Linked DNA regions of Homo sapiens: region 2 is linked to region 1. The links are chromatin contacts, found by Hi-C or POLR2A ChIA-PET in ENCODE. All regions are on one chromosome and are shown on one strand. Each heading gives the region's core, a stretch centred on a gene start or an enhancer-like site at or near the end of the contact. The rest is flanking DNA. Distances are from core to core; before and after follow the strand shown.

The links. A loop is a pair of places that touch in the nucleus more often than their neighbours do. ChIA-PET counts read pairs that join two places held with the same protein, here RNA polymerase II (POLR2A). Pooled maps may share reads with other maps.
Region 2: a pooled map shows a loop between it and region 1 (2.3-fold over the local background). The contact joins the enhancer-like site here to the promoter of DOCK6 in region 1. A Hi-C loop is called at or near these places in 1 of 168 maps with a recorded cell type or tissue (IMR-90) and 3 of 50 pooled maps. POLR2A ChIA-PET finds 5 or more read pairs at or near these places in 5 of 52 experiments (BJ, HEK293T, WTC11 and 2 more).

What each region holds. Positions count from the first base shown.
Region 1 is chr19:11,259,928-11,264,025 of GRCh38, forward strand. DOCK6 (dedicator of cytokinesis 6) reads right to left here and starts at 2,597. Exons shown (of 48, transcript NM_020812.4): 1 at 2,470-2,597. The coding sequence starts at 2,513. RefSeq lists silencers at 2,172-2,311, 2,392-2,451, 2,522-2,681.
Region 2 is chr19:11,123,957-11,127,793 of GRCh38, forward strand. The region is part of intron 15 of LDLR (low density lipoprotein receptor); the gene reads left to right. Among named protein-coding and RNA genes, the nearest start is that of MIR6886, 12 kb to the left of the region's middle. Within about 2 kb of position 2,300, at least 6 of the 41 ENCODE cell types and tissues checked have a DNase peak (open chromatin) inside an H3K27ac peak, as active enhancers do.

The sequences.
Region 1 (4,098 bases), core at 1,347-3,846:
GGCTGGAGTGCAGTGGCACGATCTCTGCTCACTGCAACCTCCACCTCCTGGGTTCAAGTGATCCTCCTGCCTCAGCCTCTGGAGTAGCTGGAAGATTGTCTAATATTCGGGTTAATCTGGTATTTGTGGAATAAATGACTGAATGGATGAACAGATGAATATAGGACCAGCTCTGAGTATGTAGACACCTGGGTGCCCAAGAGCGAAGTTGCTCTGGAAGCCCTGGGCCACTCCCTCACAGTTCACTAGGGCCCCAGGATCATTCTCTACTCTTACCCTGAGCTCTACAGTATCCAAAACCCCTCTTTCTCACTTGAGTAAAAACCAGGACCCAAGGACATACAGACCAAAATGCAAAGAAACAGACAGCAAGCTGGGCGCAATGGCTCACGCCTGTAATCCCAGCATTTGGGAGGCCGAGGCAGGAGGATCACTTGAGCCCAGGAGTTTGAGGCCAGCCTGGGCAAGATAGTGAGATCCCGTTTCTACAAAAGGTTAAAAAGTTAGCTGAGTGTTGCAGCATACACCTGTAGTCCCAGCTACTTGGGAGGCTGAGGCAGGAGGATCACTTGAGCCCGGGAGATTGAGACTGCAGTGAGCCAAGGTATCACCACTGCACTCCAGTCTGGGTGACAGAGCAAGACCCTGTCTCAAAAAAAGAAAAGGAAAAAAAAAAAAAGCCTGGGTGCAGTGGCTCACACCTGTAATCCCAGCACTTTGGGAGGTGGGCGGATCACCTGAGGTCAGGAGTTCGTGACCAGCCTGGTCAACATGGTGAAACCCCCTCTCTACTAAAAATACAAAAATTAGCTGGGTGTGGTAGTGGGCGCCTGTAACCCCAGCTACTCAGGAGGCTGAGGCACAAGAATCGCTTGAACCCAGGAGGCGAAGGTTGCAGTGAGCCAAGATTGTGCCATTGCACTCCAGTTTGGGTGACAGAGCGAGACTCTGTCTCAAAAAAAAAAAAAGAAAGAAAGAAAGAAAAGAAAAAGAAAAGGAAAGAAAAAGAAACAGACAGCAATAATGTTTGCAGCCTCAAAGACGCCAAAGGTCTAAGACATTTTGAAAGCCAATTTACAGACAAAGATAATGATAGAACATAAAAATTGCCCAGCCATTACGCCCCAGCCACCAAGTCTCATCCCTCCTCTGCTGAGAACTCCCCATGGCTCCCACCTCACCTGGGGTCCAAAGTCAAAGTCCCTTGCACAGCCCACACGACCCTGTACATTCTACTCTTACTGTCCCCCTCCAGCTCTCTGTTCCTGCCTCAGGGCCTTTGCACAAACCCTTCCCACTCTTTCCCCCCACAAACTGGCCTCGATCGATCCCTCTCTCATCTCCTTGAGGTTTTTGCTCAAAGGCACCTGCTCATCCAGGCCTTCCTGACCCACCTCCCGCATCTCAAGCAGCCCCCACCCTCCCATCCCCCTTCCCTGTCTTCTTGTCCCTACAGCACTTGTCACTGACAGGTAATCTACTCGATCAGGCTTCTGGTCTCTCTCCGCCACTATATCCCAAGAGGGGGATCTTTTGTCTCCATAAGACCAGGGCCCAACCCACAGGGCAGCTCTTTCACCTGGGGGCAGTCAGGACAGGTCCCCCGGGGAGAGGATACCTGAGCTTCTGAACGCACCCTTGTCGCAAAGACCCCCCGCCAACTGGGGGCGAGGCTTTTCAGCCCCAGAGAGTCTGATATACCCCTCCCAGGCTGTGACTCTCACAATCCCCAGTGGCCACGGAAATGGATCCCCCAGCGCCTGGGGCCTGTCCCCTCCCCCGTCTGCCCACCAGCTGGTTCTGTCCCCAGCCCCCACTCCCTCCATTCAATCACCCATCCATCCCCAGCGCGGTCCAGCCCGTGACGGGAGAGCCTGAAGCAGAAGGTGGGGGGGCGTCCACAGCTGTCCCCCTTCCCCCCCCCCGACAGCTGGGCACTGGACCCTGGAGGGGGAAGGGCACGGGAAACTCCTCGAGGGGTTTCAAACGCCACCAAGGAGCCCATCTCTGTCCCCAAATCTCAGAGCCTGGAGCCTCCCTGCCCCAAACCAGGCACTGAGGAAGGAACAGAAAGTCCGGCCCACCCCGATCTCCGAGAGCGCGGGGACAGTGAGGGGCCGAGAGGCGGACGGGGAGCGCAGGGAGTTCAGGGGGCGCCCGTCATCCGCATCCCCACGCCACCTCCTCCGGGAAGCCCTCCGGACACACCCCCGCGCGTCACGGAGGCAGAACGGCAGCCGCCATCGCGCTCCCAGCCCCGACGCGACTCCCATCTGGGACCCCCGCCGGGACCCCCGCGGCCCTCCCCGCCTTCTCCCGCTCCCAGCCCCGGCCGGAGGAAGCTGGCGGGACCCGGGCCGAGGCGGAAAGGGGTTGAATTGGGGGCGCCCGGGCGGGGAGGGTCGCACCGCCCCGGGGCGGAGCCGGGCCACGTGGGGGAGGTGGGAGGGGGCCCCGCGGCCACACTACCTGTTGATCTTGTGCGCGAAGGCGCGGCGCTCGGAGGCAGCCATGGTCCTCGCGTCCCGCCGCCGCCGCCCCGGGCCCCGGCCCCGCCGCCGCCGCCGCCTCCCGGTTCTGGGCAGCCGGGGCGGGGCGGGGCCGGCGCGGGGGCGGGGCCCTTCCGGGTGGCCCGGGCCGCTCCGTGCTGCCCCTGCAGGCCGGAGGGGTCGCCTGGAGTCCTGGGGGCTGGGGAAACTGAGGCTGGGGACGGAGAGGAGGCCCCGGGATCCAGGCTGGGCGGGCCCCAGACTCCCGGGCTGGGGGGACGCTCTTTCTACCCTAGGAGAAGGGCTGGGGAAACTGAGGCTGAGGAGGGAAGTTAGGGAGAGGAGGCGCTGGGACCCAGACTGGGGGTGCCCCAGACTCCCGAGCTGGCGGGGGCGCTCTTTCCACCCTGGGAGCTGGGCTGGAGAAACTGAGCCTGAGGAGGGAGGGAGGGAAGGGAGGCGCTGAGACCCGGGCTAGGTGGACCCCAGGCTCCCGGGGTTTAGTGGGGTGGTCTTACCACCCCAGGAGCAGGGCTGGGGAAACTGAAGCTCAGGAGGGAGGGAGGGAGGGGAGGCGCTGGGACCCAGGCTGGGTAGGCCCCAGATTTCCGGGGTTTGGGGGGCGCTCTTTCTGCCCTCTGACTCCTGGCTGGAAAACAATAACGATGTTCATGTATCTAATAATCATACCTGTAAGTATAATCGTGGCCGTGCATGGTGGCTCATGCCTGTAATCCCAGCACTGTGGGGGGCCAAGGCAGGAGGATTGTTTGAGCCCAGGAGTTGGAGACCAGCCTGGGCAACATAATGAGACCCCGTGTCCACAAAAAATGCAAAAATTAACCAGGCATGGTGGTGTGTGCCTGTAATCTCAGCTACTTGGGAGTCTGAGGGAGGAGGATCGCTTGAGCCTGGGAGGTCAAGGCTGCAGTGAGCTGTGATTGTGCCATTTCAATCCAGCCTGGGTGACAGAGCGAGACCCTGTCTCAAAAAGTCTAATTGCTAAGATGTCATTGAGCCTGGCCCTGCAATTCACACATGCAGAAGAAATTATTGTTTTCCTCCTTTTACAGATGAGTAAACTGAGGCACAGAGGTGTTCGGGTGCTTGCTCAGTGTGACTCACAGGGGTCTCCAGCGCCTGCATTGTCCGTGCTCCCAGTCTACAGCATGGGAGTCAGAGGAGCCTGGCTAGGCACTGGAGTGCTCGGAGATGTGCCCCAGGTCCAGGTGGTGGGACCTGAGTGAGCCAGTTTGGGAGTCTAGACTTTCGGGGCCGCCTCTACCAAGAGGAAGAGGTGGGGATGTCTTGGTTAATCTATGGTCTCAAATCTCTCCCCACTGGCCTCTCTCCCAGCACTGCTGCAGCATTTTTAGAGAATTCTCCAGCCGACACTCCCCTCTGGAGGAGCTCACCCCTTTCTCACCTGCATGCCTCTGCACCGGCAGGTCCTTCCTCCTGGACAGCCCTTCTTTCCCTGGTCAGCAAATGCCCCAGGGAGAATTTGAGGTTGAATCAGACAAGGCCGTGGCTCTGCCTCAGGGCCTTTGCACGTGCTGTTCTCATTCCCATCTATGGGTTGCTGGCATTTTATCCTCTATTATTTATT
Region 2 (3,837 bases), core at 1,050-3,549, 140 kb before region 1:
TTTTAGTACAGAAGGGGCTTCTCTGTTGGTCAGGCTGGTCGTGAACTCTCAACCTCAGGTGAGCCACCCGCCTGAGCCTCCCAAAGTGCTGGGATTACAGGTGTGAGCCACCACGCCTGGCCTTTTTTTTGAGACAGAGTCTCGCTCTCGCCCATGCTGTACTGCAGTGACGCAGTCTGGGCTCACTGTAACCTCCGCTTCCCAGGTTCAAGTGATTCTTCTGCCGCAGCCTCCCATGTAGAGTAGCTGGGATTACAGGCACCCGCCACCATGCCTGGCTAATTCTTGCATTTTTAGTAGAGATGGGGTTTCACAGTGTTGGCCAGGCTGGTCTCAAACTTCTGACCTCAAGTCATCTGCCTGCCTTGGCCCTGCCAAAGTGCTGGGATTATAGATGTGAGCCACCGCGCCTGGCCTACAGTTTATTCTTTGGTGGCTCACACCTGTAATCTCAGCACTTTGGGAGGCCAAGGTGGGAGAATGGCTTGAGCCCAGGAGTTCAAGTCCAGCCTGGGCAACATAGCAAGACCCTATCTCTACTACAAAATAAATAATAAATAAACTAATTTTTTTTCTTTTAAAACCCAACTATTCAACATGGCAATGCAATATATTAAAAAAATTTTTTTTTTCTTTGAAACGGAGTCTCTCACTGTCACCCGGGCTGGAGTGCAGTGTCGCCATCTTGGCTCACTGCAACCTCCGCCTCCCAGGTCCAAGTGATTCTCCTGCTTCAGCCTCCCGAGTAGCTGGGATTACAGGCACCCACCACCATACCCAGCTAATATTTTTGTATTTTTAGTAGAGATGGGGTTTCACTATGTTGGGCAGGCTGGTCTGGAACTCCTGACCTCGTGATCTGCCCGAGGATCGGCGGCCTCCCAAAGTGCTGGGGATTGCAGGCATGAGCCACCGTGCCCAGCCAAAACTTTTTTATTTTTATTTTTTTGGGACACGGTCTCACTGTGTACCCCAGACTGGAGTGATAGAGTGCTGTCATGGCTCACTGCAGCCTCAACCTCCCTGGGCTCAGGTGATCTTCCTGCTTCAGTCTCCCAGGTAGCTGGGACTACAGGCATGAGCCACCACACCCAGCTAATTTTTGAATTTTTTTGTAGAGACAGGGTTTCACCTTGTGGCCCAGACTTGTCTCTAACTCCAGGGCTCAAGCGATCTGCCCACCTTGGCCTCCCAAAGTGCTGAGATTAATGCAATTTAAAAAATTTTTTGGCCAGGCCTGGTGGCTCATGCCTGTATTCACAACACCTTGGGAGGCAAAGGTGGGCAGATCACTTGAGGTCAGGAGTTCGAGACTAGCCTGGCCAACATGGTGAAACCCCCTGTCTACTAAAAAAATACAAAAATTACCTGGGCACAGTGGTGGGTGCCTGTAATCCCAGCTACTTGGGATGCTGAGGGTGGAGAATTGCTTGAACCTGGGAGGCAGAAGTTGCAGTAAGCCAAGATCATGCCACTGGACTCCAGCCTCAGTGACAGAGCAAAACTCTGTCTCCAAAAAAATTGTTTTTTTTTTTTTTTTTTCAAATCATCACACTACAGCCAAGGCCTGGCCACTTACTTTTGTAAATAAAGTTTTATTGGAGCCAGTGGACCAGTGAGGCCGAATCTTGCAGGTGTAAGATCACAGTCTATCCTTGAAAATTTTGATATTTTGTTCATTGGGTGGTTTTTCATTAATTTAAATTTTAAAAAATAACATATTAAAGGCTGGTGTGGAGGTGCACGCCTGCAGTCCTAGCTACTCCCAGAGGCTGAGGCGGGAGACTTGCTTGAGCCCAAGAGTTGAAGTCCAGCCTGGGCAACATAGCGAGACCCCCATCTCTAAAAATAAAAATAATGCATTAGAATATTATTGGATTCCTGGGCAGGGCACAGTGGCTCACACCTGTAATCCCAGCACTTTGGGAGGCTGAGGTGGGTGGATCACCTGAGGTCAGGAGTTTGAGACCAGCCTGGCCAACATGGTGAAACCCCGTCTCTACTAAAAATACAAAAATTAGCCAGGCGTGGTGGCAGGTGCCTGTAATCCCAGCTACTCGGGAGGCTGAAGCACGAGAATCGCTTGAATCCAGGAGGCGGAGGTTGCAGTGAGCTGAGATTGCGCCATTGCACTCCAGCCTGGAGGACAAGAGTGAAACTCCATTCCCCTCTGCAAAGAAAAGGAATATTATCAGATTCCTAAGCTTTTTGGCTCCCCCTTTAGTTTGGGGGCTGGGGTGGTGAGTGTCTGACCTGGCCTCACTGTCCTCCCTGGATGTGATGAGACCCAGGTGTGGGTCAGGATGTCATTCGTTTGTCCACCAGAGGGCGCCCAAACTGCTTTGAGCTGCTGGGAAATGGTGCTCCTAGACTTTTAGCAAACAAACAAAAAAAAATGGCACATCGGCAAATTTCAGACCATTCTTTTTTTTTTTTTTTTTGGTTCCAGAGTAGCTGAAATCTTTGTTCAGTTACAAGCAGGATAAAATGGAAACTGCCTGGGAGAGGCTGAGAAACCTTCTTGCTTGGGGGAGGTGGGGCACTGCTAGAATTAATCGCTTCACAGACCAGCCCATCCAGGACTCCTCAAATTTGGCAAAAAAGCCATTCATTCATTCATTCATTTATGTAGAGACGAGGGGGATCTGGCTATATTGCCTAGATTGGTCTCAAATTCCTGGCCTCAAGTGATCCTCCTGCCTTGGTCTACTAATGTGCTGCGATTACAGGCATGAGCCACCGTGCCTAGCTCTAGTGGACTTGAAATGTTGCCTTGCCCAGGGCCCTTATGTTGAATGGCCCAGGTCCACTTGTATGGTTCTGTACCAAGGTTAACCCCATCCCATAATGCCTGGGACAGTTGATGCAGGACAATCAGCTTCTGTGCCATTCAACCTCAGGACTGAGCATGCTGGGCATTGTGGGGTCCGAAGGTGGCTCCCCTGTCCCCTTCAAAATACCCTCTTTTTCTTTTCTTCTTTTTTTTTTTTTTTTTTTTTTGAGACGAAGTCTTGCTCTGTTGCCCCAGCTAGAGTGCAGTGGTGCGATCTCAGCTCCCCGCAACCTCTGCTTCCCGGGTTCAGGCGATTCTCCTGCCTCAGCCTCCTGAGTAGCTGGGATTACAGGTGCCCACCGCCACAGCTGGCTAATTTTTGTATTTTTAGTAGAGACAGGGTTTCACCGTGTTGGCCAGGCTGGTCTTGAACTCCTGACCTCAGGCAACCTGCCCACCTCAGCCTCCCAAAGTGCTGGGATTACAGGTTTGAGCCACTGGGCCTGGCCTTTTTTTTTTTTTTTTGAGAGGGAGTCTCACTCTGTTGCCCAGGCTGGAGTGCAATGGCGCGATCTTGACTCACTGCAACTCCATTTCCCGGGTTCAAGTGATTCTCCTCCCTCAGCCTCCCAAGTAGCTGGGATTACAGGTGCATGCCACCACGGCCAGCTAATTTTGTATTTTTAGTAGAGACAGGGTTTCACTATGTTGATCATGCTGGTCTCAAACTCCTGACCTTAGGTGATCTGCCCGCCTTAGCCTCCCAAAGTGTTGGGATTACAGGTGTGAGCCACCGCGCCCAGACCAAAATATGCTCATTTTAATAAAATGCACAAGTAGGTTGACAAGAATTTCACCTGCAACCTTGTCAACCACCTAGAATAAAAGCCTCTGCAGCCCTCCCCTAAAGACTCATCAATGTGAGGCTCAAGAACCTTCTTAGGCTGGGCTCGGTGGCTCATTTCTGTAATCCCTGCACTTTGGAAGGCTGAGGCAGGAGGATCTCTTGAGGCCAGGAGTTCAAGACAAGCCTGGGCAACATAGCCAGACCTCTGTTTCTATCC